2 separate regions of the Homo sapiens genome follow, and region 2 is linked to region 1. A link is a contact called in ENCODE Hi-C or POLR2A ChIA-PET data. All regions are on one chromosome and are shown on one strand. Each heading gives the region's core, a stretch centred on a gene start or an enhancer-like site at or near the end of the contact. The rest is flanking DNA. Distances are from core to core; before and after follow the strand shown.

Region 1 (5,172 bases), core at 16-2,515:
CGGCAAACCAGCCCAGAGCCCCCCATGGGTGCCGCTTTGCGGCCCACCCACCCCCACAGCCCACCTCGCACCTCCAAGGAGCCTTCTTTGCCTCTCACTGCACACCGACCCCCCATTTCCTCACCCCCACCCCAGGGGCACAGCAAGAAGGGTGCTGGTGCCAGCCCCCCCGCACTCCATCCGAGAGACACGGGCTCCTCGTCCCTCGTCGTCCGTAGGCCCTGAGCTCCAGGGCAAGCCAGAGCTGAGGCCTTCAGGGGGTCCTGCCAGTGCAGCCTCCGGGAGTCTGCCCAGGGATCCCCTGTGCCGGGGTCTTCCAGGTTCAGCTCAAAAAGCACCTCTTCCACGACTCCCTCCCCGACCTCCCTCCCGGGTCCCCTCTCCCCGTGCTCAGAGGCGCGTCTGAGCGTCGGGAGCTCGGGACGGCGAGCAGCCAGCAGAGCCGGGACCCGGGAGGGCGCACCCCGACCCCATTCCCGGGAAAGAGCGGAAAGAACGCGGACAGGAGCCCGGGGCGGGGAGCTGCCGGCGGGGGCTGTAATTGCGCAGCTGAGGCCAGGGCGGCGCCCCTAGGGGCTGGGCCGCGTCCAGAATGGGACCCCCGAACTCAGCGCCGAGAGCCCCGGACACCCCGCGGGCAGAGGCCGAGGCGGAGGAACCCACTACTCGGCGCGGCCAGGAGGGGCGGCAGGAAGACCCGCCCCGGCCCCCGCCCGCCCTCTCCCCGAGCCCCCGCGCCGGACCCCACTTGTTGCTGCGTGTCGGCTCTGGGCTCGAACTCGCGCGCCCCGCTCGCGTCCGGCTCCAGCCGCTCCCGGTCGGACACCTCCGGCCACGGGACCCTGGCCGCACGCCCCCACAACCCCCAGGCGCAGTACCTGCGCCGCCGCCTCCCGCTCGCGCCGCCCGCTCCCGCCGCGCAGCTGTCAGTCAAGCGGACACGAGAAACGCGAACCGCCGCCGCAGCTTTACGGCCCTGCTCAGACGCCGTAGCGCCGGGATGCACCAAGACGGTGGGCGGGGGTGTGCGGTCTGCTGCTGCCGCGGCCGCGCGGGCCCGGGAGCCCCGGGACGCACAGGCCCAGGAGCCCCGGGACGCACGGGAAGCCCCTATCGCGGCGGAAACTGCGGCCAGCGGTGGCGGGGCCGGTGGAGGGACGGCCGGAACAGCGGAGAACGAGCGGAGCCGATTCTCCCGCAACAGTGGACGCGCCCGGGGCGGGGCCTGGGGGGGTTCTTCGCGTGCGGCCGGGCCGGGCCGGGCAGTCTGGGACGCGCCGCCGCCATGATCATCCCTGTACGCTGCTTCACTTGTGGCAAGATCGTCGGCAACAAGTGGGAGGCTTACCTGGGGCTGCTGCAGGCCGAGTACACCGAGGGGTGAGGCGCGGGCCGGGGCTAGGGGCTGAGTCCGCCGTGGGGCGCGGGCCGGGGCTGGGGGCTGAGTCCGCCCTGGGGTGCGCGCCGGGGCGGGAGGCGCAGCGCTGCCTGAGGCCAGCGCCCCATGAGCAGCTTCAGGCCCGGCTTCTCCAGCCCCGCTCTGTGATCTGCTTTCGGGAGAACCTTATCCCCTGAAGTCTGGGGAAGAGAACGGAGTTGGGCTTCAAACCAGTGGTGTCCTGGGGATTCTAGGTGGCCTGGCGGGTCGCAGGCGTCTTGTCACCCGCAGTAAAGCCCTTGGCCTCCGCCCTATTCCCATCTCTGCCCCCAGGCCCACCCCATGTCCTGCAAACCTCGCTGCAGGACGGGCGGGCGCGGCGGCTGACATCTGTAATCCCAGCAGTTTGGGAGGCCGAGGCGAGAGGCTTGCTTGAGCCCAGGAGGTCGAGACCAGCCTGGACAACCTGGGGAGACCCTGATCTCCAGAAATTTATTTTATTTTATTTTTCTTTTTTGAGACGGAGTCTCGCTCCGTCGCCCAGGTTGGAGTGCAGTGGCGCGATCTCGGCTCACTGCAACCCCCGCCTCCTGGGCTCCAGCAATTCTCCTGTCTCAGCCTCCCGAGTAGCTGGGACTACAGGCGTGTGCCACCACGCCCGGCTAATTTTTGTATTTTCAGTAGAGATGGGATTTCGCCATGTTGGCCAGGCTGGTCTGGAACTCCTGACCTCAGGTGATCCACCCGCCTCGACCTCCCAAAGTGCTGAGGTTACAGGCGTGAGCCACCGCGCCTGGCTCTATCTTTTTAATTCGCCGGACATGGCGGTGCACACCTGTGGTCCCAGCTACTTGGGAGGCTGAGACGAGAAAATCGCTTGAGTCTGGGAGGCAGGTGGAGGTTGCAGTGAGCCAAGATCACGCCACTGCACTCCAGCCTGGAAGAGAGAGTGAAACTCCGTCTCACGCACACACACACACAGAAAAAGAAATGCAGGGTAGACTTGCTGACCACCCTCATCAGGCTTTGTAGGGGAGGCGTCTTTCTCCTGTGCTTGTCCCTTGGTGCTGCTGTCACCACGGTGCCTGAGTCTTGGTGCCCCCGCTGGAGTCTGACCCTCGCCCACTGAGTCTTCGTCACATGTGAAGCCCTGGGCTTGTGTGCGCCAGCCTGCCATCGGCACTTGGTGCAGCTTGCTGGACAAACGAGGAAAGCGAGTGGGCTGCTAGACTGAGTGGCTGGCGGCCTGTCCAGACCCTTTCCCCGGATAGGAACGGCAGGGGCCTCCCATGTGGCCTCCCCTTTCCCAAGCTTCTGTGTCTCTGCACATTGGAGCCATCGGTGTGGGAGTTTTCTGGAGGTCTTGAGGGTGACTGGAGCTAGGTCCCAGGGAAATGAAAGCTTCTAATTGGCTTGGGAAGTGGGAGAGGTGGCTCCGTGGAGAAGCAGTCTCTCTCTGATGGAAGGAAGCAGAGGTGAGGAAAGACCCCACAGCGGCAGAGCAGGGCTTGCTCTGGCTGGGGTGGGGGTGAACCAGCTAAGGGCAGGCCCCTGGAGAGCTACCCTGCCGTGGCCAGTGCTGGATGAGGTGGCTGCACATCAGCACCTTGGTGGTCTTGGTTTTCTAAGCTCCCCGCAATTACTTCGTTTTCATTTCATTTACATTTCTTACATACGTTATACACACACACGTACAGCCAGAGTAGGTGGGAGAGGAGGCTCCTCACGCTCCACCCAGGGTTCTGGGCATTTCCAGGTTACTCCAGCCAGGATCATACTGCTAGATCTCAGCTTCTGAGCCGGGTGAATCTGTTCGCCTTGCCGGTGGCGGGGGGGGTGAGGCCAGCAGGCAGTGAGAGGCAGGTTGGATGTGGGCTCCAGGCCTTTGCAGACCGTAGAGAACTCAGTTGGCCTCTGCTCCTCCCCTCGACACAGGGATGCGCTGGATGCCCTGGGCCTGAAGCGCTACTGCTGCCGCCGGATGCTGCTGGCCCACGTGGACCTGATCGAGAAGCTGCTCAATTATGCACCCCTGGAGAAGTGACCACGCTGGAACCCACCCACCCGCTGTGCTGACCATGGGCCCTGAGCGTCCTGCCCCGAATTCACGAGGCTGAGGCATCCGGGAGCTGGCGTAATGCCTGGCCGCAGTGTGTGTGTATCCGATACCCCACTCTGGAAGGAACCATCCAGTAAAGGTCTTTCAGAACCACTAAGGTCCCAGCCCTCACTAGGATGTCAGGAGCCAGGTCTAGGCCCAGCTTTCACACTGTGGCAGCCCAGTGAAGCAGACTGGGCCATGAACTCTCCTAGCCCTGGGGCCAGCCTGTTCCACAGGCACCCCTGCAGGAGGCGCTGCCAGGAGAGCCTTCCATCTCGGGGCTCTTTGAGGTTCCCTCCTTCTGGGTGTTCTTCAGGCTGAGCAGAGAGGCTCCTGTACCCTCTCTCTCGGAATCTGAAGAGCCAGATTTAGGCCGGGCAAAGGGGCTCACCCCTATAATCCCAGGACTTTGGGAGGCCAAGGCAGGAGGATCACTTGAGTCCAGAAATTCAAGACCCGCCTGGGCATCATAATGAGACCCCATCTCTACAACAAAATTTAATAAATTAGCTGGGCACAGTGTTCACACCTGTAGTCCCGGCCACTCGGGGCTGAGGCAGGAGGATCACTGGAACCTGGGAGGTTGCCACTGCAGTGAACTGTGTTTGCACCACTGCACTCCAGCCTGGGCAACAGAGTAAGACTCTGTCTCAACACAACTATGAAAAAGAAGAGAGAAACAGATTTTCTGGGGCCCAGTCTCTGCTGTGGTCAGGGCTGCCAGTACCTGCTGGCCTCTGCCCACTGCTGCCTGTCCCTGAGCGTCCCACCCAAGCCCAGCAGGGAGGGCAGGCCTTAAGACGCTCCTAGCTGGGTTGGGAGGTGGCCCTAAGGAGGCCCTGCTGTCCAGGCAGTGCTGCCAGCAAGCACCCCAGGTCAGATGTCCCTGCTGCCCAGATATCTGGCGTGGTGTCCTCTGGTAGGGGAGAACGGGTCTGCCTGAGGGTCTACAGTTCTGAGCCTTAAGGACAGGAACCTGGGCAGTGGGGGGCACAATCAGTGACCGAGCCCTGGCTCCCATCTCCAGGGTACCTCTGCCAGACACCAGGCTCTGGTACCTCCTACCCTCTGGCCCCCAGCAGGGCCTATAGGCTCCTCCATGTAAACCCCCTCACCCTACTGCCCCCACCCCACCTGCCTGACACCTCTTACCTGGGCACGGCCCCCAGTCTGCACCCTTCCCACGTCTGCTCCCCACCATGGCCAGAAGGGTTTTGGAAACCATTTTTCCTCTCCCCCAGGGGCTCTGAACACACCATCTCACCATTTAGGAACATGTTCAGTTCTTTCTGCTGAGGCCTGTGCTCAGCTGTCCCTGGCATCAGACCTCCCTTCCCTGGAGCCCCATGGGGGGTGTGTCCTCCTGGCTCTGCCCTTCTTTGTCCTGACACTGGGCGGGGCGGGGGTGGGTCTGTCTGCCCTGCTGGATGCGAGGGCCCTGAGAACAGACCACCATCTGTTACCAGCACAGCGAGCTCGTCCATCTGCTCTACAAGTGTTTATTGAGCACCTGTATGTGGCAGGGATGGTTGTAGGCATCTGGGTACAGCAGTGAACAAAACCAGGAAGGCCCTGCCCCGCAGAGGCACATGAACAGGGCAGTGCACAGTGACCACGTGGCATTTCGGGTGGTGGTGACTGCGGTGGGGAAGACAGCAGGGGCGCTGTCGAGGGAGACGAGGGCTGGGTTGGG
Region 2 (6,129 bases), core at 369-2,868, 490 kb after region 1:
GTATGTGCATGGTGCATGTGTATATGTGTGGGGTGTGTCCGTGCATGATGCATGTATGTGCGTGGTGTGTATATGTGTGTGCATGGTGCATGCGTGTGTATGTATGTTTGTGGTGTGTATGTGTGTGCATGGTGCATGTGTTTGTGGTGTGTGTGCATGTTGCATGTGTGTATGTGTGTCACGTGTGTATGTGGTTTGTGTATATTTGTGTGCACGGTGCTTGTGTGGTGTGTGTGTATGTCCATGGTGTGTGTGTGATGTGTGTATGTGTGTGGTGTGTGTATGTATGTGCATGGTATGTGTGTGACATGTATATATGTGGTGTGTGTATATGTGTGTGCATGGTACGTGTGTGTGGGGTGTGTATGTGCATGGTGTGTGTGCCCCGCCCCCCAGGCGCTTTCTCCGTTTCCCCGAAGTGACGACCGCACCTCGGCCGGAAGCGGGGAGGGGCCGCCTCGTGGGAGCGCGGACGGGCAGAGCCCTTTGTGTTCGGGACGGGGCGGGACGCGCTGGGTGCGGGGAGACCCCCTGCGCCCCGGCCCTGCTGTGGAGGAAGGGGCTCTAGACGGGGCGGGGCGCTCCTCCGCGTGCTGCGTGTCTGGGGGCCCGAAACGCAGACCCGCCCCCCCACCGTTGGAACGAGCCCCCCCACCGTTGGAACGCGCCGCCCCCCCCTTCCCCCGCTCCAGGCGGCTCCCTGGAGAGCAGCTGGGAAACGCCCCACCCCCATCCATTCCTGGCCGCGCTTTCAGGGCTGTTTTCCTCGGGCTGGGAAACGCCCCGCCCCGTTCCATTCCCGGCCGTCGGTTCGGGAATGTTTTCCTGGCGCACAGCCCTGGGAGGCCTCCCGGGCGCCGAGGGCAGCGCTGGTCACCGTCCCGCGTGGCAGCCAGTGTCTGGGGGCAGAGTGTCCAGGAAGCTGCGCCCCCGGGCTCGTGTCCTGCCGCCACTCACTGCGTGGCACGGGTCCCCGGGCCCCTCCAGGCCTTCTGCGGGAGCTGGGGCTTGGGAAGCCGCCGCAGAAGCGGTTCCCTTGGCCACCTCCCTGCCTGAGAAGTCAACCGTCCTTGCCTCTGACCCAGGGGCTCTGTCTTCTGTTGGCCTCCGGGGATCTGTGGCCGGTTCACCCCCTAGCTGGCGAAGCTAGGCGTTTGAACCAGAGCAATTCCATCTTGATTGGGAGCTGGGTAAAATGAGGCTGAAATCCACTGGGCAGCATTTCCAGACGGTGGGAGCTCAGACCCTGCCCGTTTGTGCACAGGAAGCACCCACCGGGCTCCTGAAGTCCACGCGAGCTCCCTTCCCTGAGCTCCAGGCCAAGCTTGGAGTTCCCTCCGCCCCTTAGACCTCAGGCCGACTCGGCTTCCAGAATGCCATCCTCCCTGGACTGCAGTTAAATTAACTTCCTGTGTTCTGAGCCATCTGTTCCCTTCCTACCCTGTTTTCCACCCCAAATTGTTCTTAACCCCATTATTCAGGGCATGTGATAGTGTGGGCGGAGGATTACCCAGGTGCGGAGGCAAAAGACTGAAGGCACATGGCGGGCGCCTGTAGTCCCAGCTACTCGGGAAGCTGAGGCAGGAGAATGGGGTGAACCTGGGAGGCGGAGCTTGCAGTGAGCCCGGATGCGCCACTGCACTCCAGCCTGGGCGACAGAGCGAGACTCTGTCTCAAAAAAAAAAAAAAAAAAAAAAAAAAAAAAAAAGACAAGGCACAAACTTTCAGTATAATAAAGAGAATAAGAATAGTTATAATACAAATTAGAGATGATCATGGACATATCAATCATTAGTATAAACATTATTAATCATTAGCTTTTATCGTGGACATTATCAATCAGTATAAACATTATTAGTCATTAGCTTTTAATATTTCTCTTTGTGGCATTACTAATATAACCTAGGAATAACCGGCGGGTATAGGGTCAGGTGCTGAAGGGACGTTGTGAGAAGTGACCTAGAAGGCAAGAGGTGAGCCCTCTGTCACACCAACATAAGGGCCGCTTGAGGGCTCCTTGGTTAAGCGGTAACGCCAGTGCCTGGGAAGGCACCCGTTACTTAGCCGACCGTGAAAGGGAGTCTTCTTTCCTTGGAGGAGTCAGGGAACACTCTGCTCCACCAGCTTCTTGTGGGAGGCTGGATATTCTCCAGGCCTGGCCCGCAGTCATCCGGAGGCCTAACCCCCTCCCTGTGGTGCTTGAATGATCACACTCCTTGTCCACTTTCATGCTCCTCCCTTACTCCTGGTTCCTCTTTGAAGTTCTTAGAAGATAGCGGTAGAAGAAATAAAGTCTTTGATCTTTCTTTCTTTCTTTTTTTTTTTCTTTTTTTTTGAGACAGAGTCTTGCTCTGTCGCCCAGGCTGGAGTGCAGTGGTGCGATCTCGGCTCACTGCAAGCTCCGCCTCCTGGGTTCACACCATTCTCCTGCCTCAGCCTCCCAAATAGCTGGGACTACAGGCGCCTGCCACCATGCGTGGCTAATTTTTTGTATTTTTAGTAGAGACAGGGTTTCACCATGTTGGCCAGGCTGGTCTTGGCCACGTGACCTCAACTGATCTGCCTGCCTCGGCTTCCCAAAGTGCTGGGATTACAGGCGTGAGCCACTGCGCCCGGCCGTCTTTGATCTTTCTTAAAAGTGCATAGAAGAAAACGCTGACGTATGCTGCCTTCCCTCTCTGCTCCCGCTACCTGTAAGGGAAGGGCCCCTGTCCTATGGTCACATGACTTGCTTGACCTTATCAATCACTTGGACAACTCACCGTTCTTACCCTGCCCCCTTGTCTTGTATGCAATCAATATCAGCGTGCCCAGCCATTCGGGGCCACTACCGGTCTCCGCATCTTGGTGGTAGTGGTTCCCCGGGCACAGCTGTTTTCTCTCTATCTCTTTGTCTTGTGTATTTATTTCTTCCGGTCTCTCGTCTCCACACACGGGGAGAACACCCGCCAAGCCCCGTAGGGCTGGACCCTCCATGATAGAAGTCATGCTTTTAATCAAATGCAACCAATTCAGAATGGCAAATTAGGATATATACCCTTTCCCAAATCCAGTATCCCAGGAGAAATTACGGTACGGTAATTAATCCCCCTCCTCCCGCCAAGCTAAACCTCAGAGAAGTTGAAGTTCTAAAGTTCAAGTCCAAAAATACTGGGAAGGGAAAAACAAACAAAAAAACCGAGGAAACAAACATCAGGGAAAAACCCAGAACCTCGTCATGAAAATAGTGTCCTGTCGCTCTGTTTCTGATTTGCAGCTCACAGCTCGTGTTTCACCCCAGCCTCTGGGGCCGGCTCTGTGCCTGGCCTGAGGCCGATTCACTGGCTCAGTCCACAGAGTTGGGCCTGGCTTCCTGCCCTGGAAACCAGTCGAAGGTTCTCCATAGGAACCTGCCGGGCAGACACAGGGATTTGCTGGTTCTCCAGCAGTGAGTCTGAGATGAAACTGGTGTCTATTCGCAGTCTGATACTTTGCTTTAACAAAAAAACAAAAAGCCAGAAAAACAAAAACAAAACTGGGCTTTGATTTGTTTAGAAAGAGATCTTTCTGAGCGTCTTCTGCTCTCATGGCCTGGGTGCCGCCCACCAATAGCAGCTCGGGCTGGGCCTTCGTTTCCCAGCTGGGGGGACCTTTCAGCCCCTCTAGAGGTAAAGTAACACACCCAAAGTCTCTCTTCTTTAAAAAGGGCTCAGAGTCACTGGGTGAATATGAATTTCATATCATTACCTGTTGAGGTTGCCCAGGTTCTTGGTTTCTTGAACAAAGAACTGGACAAAACCCACAAAGGAAGGAAGGAATGAAGAGATTTACTGAAAAGGAAAGTACACGCCACAGCGTGGGAGCGGCCGGAGCATGGGGCTCAAGGGCCCCATTACAGAATTTTGGGGAGTTTAAATACCTTCTAGAGGATTCCGTTGGTTACTTGGTGTACGCCCTCTGTAAATGGAGAGGATGAAGTAAAGTTACAAAGTCATTTACTGGGTGCAGGCCCTATGGAGAGGATATTTCCTGTCATAGCTGAGGTGTGAATCGGTCTTATGTTCCCTGTCTCCAGGCCTTGTTTTCCTGCCTCACTAGCACCAGGCACACAGTCACACAAGGTGGAAAATGGACTCCGTGTGCCTCCAAGGTGAACACCCTGGCTCTCAGGAGCAGAGACCTAGTGGCATCCCAGGGAGAGTGGAGAGACAGGGAGAGAAATGTTCTGGCTGGTCCAGAGGGCGAAACAGCAGAGACTGTTCTGTCAGAGGCATGTGAACCAGAGCAACTCCATCTTGATTAGGAGCTGGGTAAGATGAGGCTGAGACTTGCTGGGCTGCATCCCCGGACGGTTAAGGCATTCTAAGTCACAGGATGACATAGGAGGTCGGCAATAGCTACAGGTCATAAAGACCTTGCTGATAAAACAGTTTGGAGTAAAGAAGCCGGACAAAGCCCTCCAAAACCAAGATGGTGTCGAGAGTGACCTCTGGTCGTCCTCAGCGCTACACTCCCACCAAGGTCCTGACAGTTTACAGATCCATGGCAAGGTCAGGAAGTTTCTCTACATGGTCTAAAAGGGGAGGCATGAATTATCCACCCCTCGTTTAGCATATCATCAAGAAATAACCGTAAAAATGGGCAGCCCGCAGCTCTCGGGGCCGCTCTGTCTATGGAGTAGCCATTCTTGATTCCTTTACTTTCCTAATAAACTAACTTGCTTTCTTTTTTTTTTTTTTGAGACGGAGTCTCGCTGTCGCCCAGGCTGGAGTGCAGTGTCGCGATCTCGGCTCACTGCAGGCTCCGCCCCCCGGGGTTCATGCCATTCTCCTGCCTCAGCCTCCCGCGTAGCTGGGACTACAGGCGCCCGCCACCACGCCCAGCTAATTTTTTTTTTTTTGTATTTTTAGTAGAGACGGGGTTTCACCGTGTTAGCCAGGATGGTCTCGATCTCCTGACCTCGTGATCCGCCCGCCTTGGCCTCCCAAAGTGGTGGGATTACAGGCGTGAGCCACTGCGCCCGGCCAACTTGCTTTCACTTTATGGACTCCCCCTGATTTCTTTCTTGCATGAGATCCAGGAACCCTCTCTCGGGGTCTGGATCGGGACCCCTTTCCGGTAACATCTTTCTGGCGACCACAGAAGAAAAACTGCAGACTCAAAACCTAGCGTTGGGTAGGTGACATATCTCTGGTGACCTCAGGAGGGGCTCCAGTGCGGAAACCCCCGACCTAAAGGCTAACTTTGGGTAAGTAGTGGGGTCCGGTAACATCTTTCTGGCAAACCCTGAAGGGACAATACTGAGGAGGAGCCCCCGACCCAAAGGAAATAGACTCGGCCCTGACTGGACGACGCTGGGTAAGTGGTGGGGTAGCCGGCGAAGGATGGGATTGGGTGAGAGGCCCACTTAGGGGAGTTAGGGTCTGTCCTAAGACAGAGAGGGTGAAAGCCCACTCTTAATACAAGGCAAGGATGCTTGACCCACCTTGGGTTAGAGACCCACCTTAGGAGGGTTGGTTAGGGTCCCTTTTAAGATTTAGGGGCTTAGAGAGCCCCCTCAGTAAAGTCCCTCTCAGAAAAGTCCCTCTCGGCTGAGAACGGGTTCGGCACGAGGGGACGTTAACGGCTATTCTCTTTGGGTTAATCTGCCTTGCACTCTCTGCTGACGGCTGTGGGTGACAGGATTAGGCACGTACAGGATCGTGGAACATGGGGAGCTTTCTCCTCTCGCAAAAGGGGAACCTGAGAGCTGATGGGACTGCCGGAAAAAGTCCCTTCCCAACAGCAGCCGCCTGAAGTCCTCAGGGTTCCTGCAATGGGCGGGTCTTTCTCTGGCCTCCCTGAGCATTTTGCCTTCCCCACCCTGCCTCAGGCGATGCTTTTCTCTCTCTCCTTTCTCTTTTTTATCTTTTCTATCACTTGGGGCAACCGACTTGCCCAGAGAACACGTGTTGAAACTTGTGGTTGGAGGTTGGATTAACGATGACCGGAGCAAGTTTGAGCCTTGCCAGTGTGATGTTAGGTGCTAAGCAGAGTGGCTGATGTCTCTGTTTTCTCACACGTATTTTGCCCTGGCCAGAACGGAAAGAGGTAACTTCCTTTGTGCTGCAGCTTGGCCCCCAGGGCTGTGGTACAGCCAGTCGTAAGGGA

What was found. A loop is a pair of places that touch in the nucleus more often than their neighbours do. ChIA-PET counts read pairs that join two places held with the same protein, here RNA polymerase II (POLR2A). Pooled maps may share reads with other maps.
Region 2: a pooled map shows a loop between it and region 1 (1.9-fold over the local background). The contact joins the enhancer-like site here to the promoter of POLR2L in region 1. A Hi-C loop is called at or near these places in 1 of 50 pooled maps. POLR2A ChIA-PET finds 5 or more read pairs at or near these places in 4 of 52 experiments (GM10248, H1, Panc1 and 1 more).

Annotation. Positions count from the first base shown.
Region 1 is chr11:838,622-843,793 of GRCh38, reverse strand. POLR2L (RNA polymerase II, I and III subunit L) reads left to right here and starts at 1,265. Exons shown (of 2, transcript NM_021128.5): 1 at 1,265-1,380; 2 at 3,314-4,073. The coding sequence starts at 1,286. The coding sequence ends at 3,422. TSPAN4 (tetraspanin 4) reads right to left here and starts at 942. Exons shown (of 9, transcript NM_003271.5): 1 at 879-942. CD151 (CD151 molecule (Raph blood group)) reads right to left here. Exons shown (of 9, transcript NM_004357.5): 9 at 4,963-5,172. RefSeq lists silencers at 270-438, 424-653, 674-763, 874-1,503, 3,732-3,781 and enhancers at 772-1,515, 1,516-2,261, 2,262-3,006, 4,834-5,172.
Region 2 is chr11:350,705-356,833 of GRCh38, reverse strand. No RefSeq gene overlaps it. Among named protein-coding and RNA genes, the nearest start is that of B4GALNT4, 16 kb to the left of the region's middle. RefSeq lists silencers at 390-709, 3,178-3,344, enhancers at 5-957, 2,144-2,433, 1,939-2,515, 3,745-3,794 and a cis regulatory region at 5,543-6,019. Within about 2 kb of position 1,618, at least 37 of the 41 ENCODE cell types and tissues checked have a DNase peak (open chromatin) inside an H3K27ac peak, as active enhancers do; they include Panc1, where a contact is called at or near this core.